Linked DNA regions of Homo sapiens: region 1 is linked to region 2. The links are chromatin loops, found by intact Hi-C in ENCODE. Cell type or tissue: left ventricle myocardium inferior. All regions are shown on one strand. Links, peaks and the distances in the headings refer to the core of each region. The heading gives the core; the rest is flanking DNA.

Region 1 (2,924 bases), core at 103-2,602, 250 kb after region 2:
TAATTTTGAGAGACAAGAATTAATAGTGTGCGTATGAGATGCCAAACTGAAATCAATATTAACATGCAAGAATTTCAGAAGAAACATTTTGTATCAAGCTCTCCTTAAGAAAAAAAAAGGTGTGTCTAGAAAAACATCTACCTTAGGCCATGCAAAATTATGCTTGTTATTGAGCAAGAAAATCACAGCAAGCAGCTTTTTCAAATTTTGATTTGCTGGCCCCAAATTGCACTGACAACATCTCTTTCCAGGTCAAATAAACATTTATTTCAGTAAAAGGAGACACTGTGATCTTTGCCATTTGCTACTGTATTTGCATTTGCCATTTGTATTTCTGGCTTTGCAGTGCCTCTGGTTAAGGTTTTGCGTGTTTACTAATCACACAGACCTTAGGGAAGTAACAGATTGTTTTCCAAATGCAGCTCATTTTGTATCTCACTTCTAAAAATGGCTTCTAACCAAGCAAGTTATAATAGTAGAAAGTTGAATCCACACCTGGGAGAACAATGAGGATTTTTAAAAAATGCCTGAATCCTCTCCATTTATAAAGTAATTTAATAAATGAGGACATCAATTTTTAAAATATCTCCAATGCAGTGTTTTAGTATGAATTACCAGGGGTCCTAGAATGGGCCTCATAGAAGACAAATAAACTTTTGGAAATTTTTGGTGTGTTCTTAGGTTAATCAGATTCTGAAAGGGGTATTTGATTCCCTAGTAGTCCTACTGTCAAAAAAAGTGAGTGTAGTGCTTACAAAGAAATTAACTCCTAGGGTTTAAATTGTGCTGAAACACTGTCCCCCATCCTCTGGGCGAATGCATGCGTATACTTTGCACTGATCGTCAAGTTGAGAAGCCTTATTTCCCGGGCTATTGCTGATTCTAGCATGTTGACTCAAAACTTCCCACAAGAGTAATTTAGATTAAGACAAAAAAACATCAAAAAGATCTTTTAGAATTTCACAAGGTAGTGTATATATCTTGATGCACGAATTCCCCAGATCTACCCTGTGGGCAGAAGAACCAGTGTCATAACCTTTCCACTCAGCTGTCACATGTGTTGTAGCCTCATTCAGCAGTGGGGGTGCAGGGTGGGGAAATAGCGCCCTCTGCTGAGTGGGATAAAATACCGTTGTCAAGGTGATCGCTAGGACTTCTTAGTTCTTATATTTTCCCTTATGGTGGCTGTCCTTATTTGAAAATTATTCAGGCTGGGGGAAGTGAAAAATAAAAAGTACTTACAAAGTTCTGTATGCTTATAAGTATGGACTTACGTGTATATATGCGTGTGTGTGTCTGTGCACATACACACCTTCCTAATGAAGACACTGAACAGGTGATTTCTAAGGCCCATTCCATTCCTAAAATGATGTGATTCTAAAAACTTTAAGTTGTTTTTTTTTTAGAAGAGTGCTTTTTTGAAACAGTAATTTATGATTCATGTATATGTAAGTGTCATATTTTGGCAAGCCTAATGTTTTAACTGATCAATGCCAAAGGCTTTGGATAACGAATCGTCATCTAGTATGGGATGTTTACAGTAAAGTGGTGGCTGCTACTTGTATGAGATACAGGCTTCTGCTTGAGGAGAAACAATCAGCTGGAATTCAGGAGATTGAACCACTGACTGCTTGATTTCTGGCCTTCATCAGCCAAGTAGACTGATCTTCAAACGTGCCCTATTTTTTTGCCTCTTTCCTTTGTTCTTGCTATTTCATCTGCTTGAAATATGCTAAACTTTTCATTACATCCACCCTATTGAAATTCCGCCTATTTTCTGTATTCCTTCTCCAGCCTTAAGCAAACTGTTTTGCACTTAATTTACTTTAAATAAGGGAAATAAAAATATACTTAAGAAATCTAGTTTCTGTAAAATGCAGATTTCTTTACATATATTGATTTTAAACATTTTTACAGCTTTATTGAGGTATAATTTACATCCTATAAATTTCATCTATTGATTTTTAGTAAACTTATAGAGTTATGCGACTAACCGCACAATACAGTTCTAGAATGTTTGCATCTCCCCCAAAATTTATCTCCCACACATTTGTAGTCAGTCACCAATTCTAATCCCTCAGCTACTGTAACTACTTCTCAGATTTCTGTTTCTATAAATTTGTTTTTTCTGGGAATTCCATAAACGAGTCATATAATATGTAATTTTTGTATCTGATTTCTTTCACACAGCGTAACTTTTTGGGGTTCATCCATACTGTCACATATATTGGTAGTTTCATCCTTTTAATCACCGAGTAGTATTTCACTGCATGAGTATTACGTTTTGTTTGTCCATTCCAGTTAGTGAGTAGTTGGATTTTTTTCCAGTGTTTGGCTTATGAATAATGCTGCTGTGAACATCTATATATAAATCTTCATGTGGATATATGTTTAATTTATCTTGGGTAGATTCCTAAGAGTGGAATTCACAAATTAATTGTATGGTAAGGTTGCAGTTACCTTCATAAGAAACTGCCAGTTTTCCAAGGTGGCATTATTATTTTAGTCTCACCAGAGATCCATGAGATTCATTTTCTCAAAATCCTTGCCAATACTTGCTATTATCCATCTTTTCCATTGTAGCCATTTTAAGGGATGTGTAGTTATATCTTCTTGTGGTTTTAATTTGCCTTAGCTTATTTTTTTTTCTTTTGTTTTGTCCTGCCCTCTCACCTCCCGCTGCCTTTGCTTAATGACTAATAACGTTGAGCACCTTTTCATGTGTTTTTATGTCTTTCATGAAGACTTTCTATTCAAGTCTTTTGACCATTTATAATTGAATTCTTTTTCGTCTGATTATTGAATGTAAGAGTTCTATAGAGACTCTGGATATCCAAATTTCTTTATCATACATATAATTTGCAAATATTATTCTAGTATTGTCCCAATACCGTTTGTTGAAAAGAACATTCTCTTTCCATTGA
Region 2 (2,924 bases), core at 207-2,706:
ACATTTCAGATACTTAAACAGACCTTGCTTGGGGTATGCTGATGGCATATTTTATTCTATTGTACCAGTAGAATATCCATTGAACTATACATTATGTCTTTGAAGTCCTGTGTTTCCATTCATCTTGGCTGTTCCTTCAATATCTTCACTACAGAAATGTCTAGTCCTGGAGTGGGTGCGTTGTATATAATACCATAACGTATTTCTCTCTGACACAAGTTCTCCTTTTCCTTTCTTTTTCTTCTTGTTCTTGTTATTACTTCTTCATCTGCGTTTTGTTCTTTTTCTCTGTGCCATTTCTTGCCTGTTATAAAAACCTCTAAGACAGTGTAAAGAGGCTTACTGGCTACCCATACCAGGTAGATATGGTAAGATAGGGAGAATGAGGGTTACATACCTGGCTTAGAGCTGGCTCCCAAGAAGAAGCACCCCTAATTACAGCATCCAGGACTAGGGTGAATACTTTGACTCTCATCTGGGCTAGAGATATAGCCAAGGATTCTGATTTGGTGACCCCTGGCCCAAGCTCTATAGTCTTGCTGATGCTTACATTGGACAGGTGGCTGATTCTTGGCTCAAAGTCTTGGGGTAAGGCGAATTTAGCCAACTATTCTTTTTTTCGTGACTCCTCCATGTAGAGAGGAATCTGATGTGCTGAAATTGCACTGTGGGCTTTAGTTTACAGGCACCTGGGGTGCAATGCAGAGGTTCATAATTGGATTCCAGCTTCATCAGGGAGTTTTTTTAAAGACAGGAAACATATGGCTTTAGGGAAATTCATGATAAGAGTGTTGACTTGGGTACATGTGGATGCTAAAGCAGGAACTCATCTTTTAGCAACCCAGACACCAGCCATATTCCAAGTTGATTCTAGACGCCAATTGGTCATCCAGAACTAGCATCTTAACATATGAGGACTAGAACAGGTTTGGCATAAGGACAGGAGTGAGGGTGGGGAGGTGGGTAGGATGAAATCTGAAGATCCTTAATACCTGTGTCTGAGAGGAGCTGGGACTCAGAGATGGTAGATCAGTGAGGGAATAGAAATTCAATCTCTAGTCTTGCCAATAAGTCTGGTGCGTGTTTACCCTGTTCTTCTGCCAACTCTATTATAATATAGAGTTCTCATAGGAAGAGACTGCTTTAACATTTTGCATACATTAAAAAAAAAACCCGTTTCCAACTTAAAATATGGTGTGATTAAGCTTCCTACCATTAGGTGGCAATGTAGGTCTACAATTATAACCTTGAAAGCCCGAAGCTGTTTAGAGATTACAAGCGGTGTAATCAGTGCTCTTTGGCAATAAAGAGTAATATTTCTCTGACACAAATATTTCCAGAAGATTTTAGTATACAAACTATATACTAGTTTGAACTGAAAACATAATCAAATAAAATTTAAAATTTAAATTTAATTGATAAAGTAATAAGACACATTGAAGCATTTGAATATTTCTTAATTTCAGGAAGTTCACCAAGGGAATAATAATAATTACATTACAAAAAGCTTACTGATGTTTAAGACATGTACTAGAGATAAACAAAAGGGGACAAAATGGAGCAAACGGTGTTTATATTAAAATTAAGTTTACATTTTTATTTTTAAAAAGTCCATTGCTTTAAAAAGTCTTAAAACTACTGATTTAACAGTATTGGAAATAAACCTACTTAGGACACTGTAAATTTAGGTAATGTTCTTCCTCGTGTTAACTGAAACTGTGTTATTGGATGCCCAGGTTTATAGACTGTTCAGAATACAAAATATGAATCAACAGGTGTGTAGACTCAAAAGAAATAGTTTGATATCCCCTAAACTAGTTTATCTCTAGGTGAAGAAGAAAGAAAGTGGGGAATTCAAGGAAAGGGAAAGGAGAATGTAGAAAGGCCTCAGAGATCATCTAGTCCATCCCTACTCATTTTACAAATACAAAAATCATGGCCAGGCAATAGTAAGGTTGTTGAGAATGTAGAGTATTAGAAACTGAGTGAGAGTGGGAATCTTTTTTTTTTAAACTGAGTCTCACTGAGGGAGGCAGGAGGCAGCCACATGCCTAGGCAGATAGGGGCAGGTCCCTGGTGAAACACCACCTCCAAGCTGAAGACAGTTTAAAGCCTGAAAGCCAAGCTACAAGTTAAATTCTCAGACCAGATTGAGAACTTGTCTTTCCGTTTGGCATGCTTTCCTCTGATTGATCCCCACCCTTCACCTACTTTACATATACCTACCCTTTTCTGTTGGTTTTCTACACTGTTGTGCCCACCTTTGAGTGATGTCTTCACTTTAATCTTTTTTGCATACTCACAAACCAATCAGCATGCACTTCCTATTCTGAGCCCATAAAAGGCCCCAAGCTCAGCCATACTGGGGGACTTTTTCCCACCTTTGGGTAGGGGAACCACCCCCACTACCCCACGTCCCCGCTTTGCTGAGAGCTTTCCTTTCGCTTAATAAATTCTACTCCACTCACTCTCCAGTGTCCATGTGCCTAATTCTTCCTGGTCATGAGACAAGAACTTGGACCAACTTGGACCTACTTGGACCTACTTGGACCTACACACACGTGCCACCACACCTGGCTAATTTTTGTATTTTTAGTGGAGATGGAGTTTCACCACGTTGGCCAGGCTGGTCTCAATCGCCTGACCTCGTGGTCCGCCCACCTCATCCTCCCAATGTGCTGGGATTACAGGGGTGAGCCACTGCACCCAGATTTTTTTTTTTTTTTTAGTTAGGGTTTACTCCCCTCTCCCAGGCTGTAGTGTAGCGGCTACAATCTTGGCTCATTGCAACCTCTGCCTCCTGGGTTAAAACGATCCTCCTGCCTCAGCCTCCTGAGTAGCTGGGCCTACAGACAGGCATGTGCCACCAGGCCTAGCTACATTTTTTTTTTTTTGAGAGGGAGTCATGCTCTGTCACCCAGGCT

What was found. A loop is a pair of places that touch in the nucleus more often than their neighbours do. Peaks named below come from ENCODE experiments on the same cell type or tissue, not always from the same donor. Only the 100,000 strongest peaks of a DNase experiment are listed, where the experiment ranks them.
Region 1: it touches region 2 in a loop (4-fold over the local background); 72 of 110 quality-filtered maps call a loop at or near these places.

The regions. Positions count from the first base shown.
Region 1 is chr4:47,684,656-47,687,579 of GRCh38, reverse strand. The region is part of intron 6 of CORIN (corin, serine peptidase); the gene reads left to right. Among named protein-coding and RNA genes, the nearest start is that of MIR8053, 33 kb to the right of the region's middle. In left ventricle myocardium inferior, for the core only: a CTCF peak has its summit at 1,111 (motif pointing left); a DNase peak (open chromatin) is centred at 1,089; H3K27ac peaks cover 364 bases.
Region 2 is chr4:47,932,304-47,935,227 of GRCh38, reverse strand. All of the region lies in intron 1 of LOC101927157 (a long non-coding RNA gene), which reads right to left. Among named protein-coding and RNA genes, the nearest start is that of NFXL1, 19 kb to the right of the region's middle. In left ventricle myocardium inferior, for the core only: CTCF peaks have their summits at 1,013 and 1,216 (motif pointing right); no DNase peak of the experiment used is centred there; H3K27me3 peaks cover 654 bases.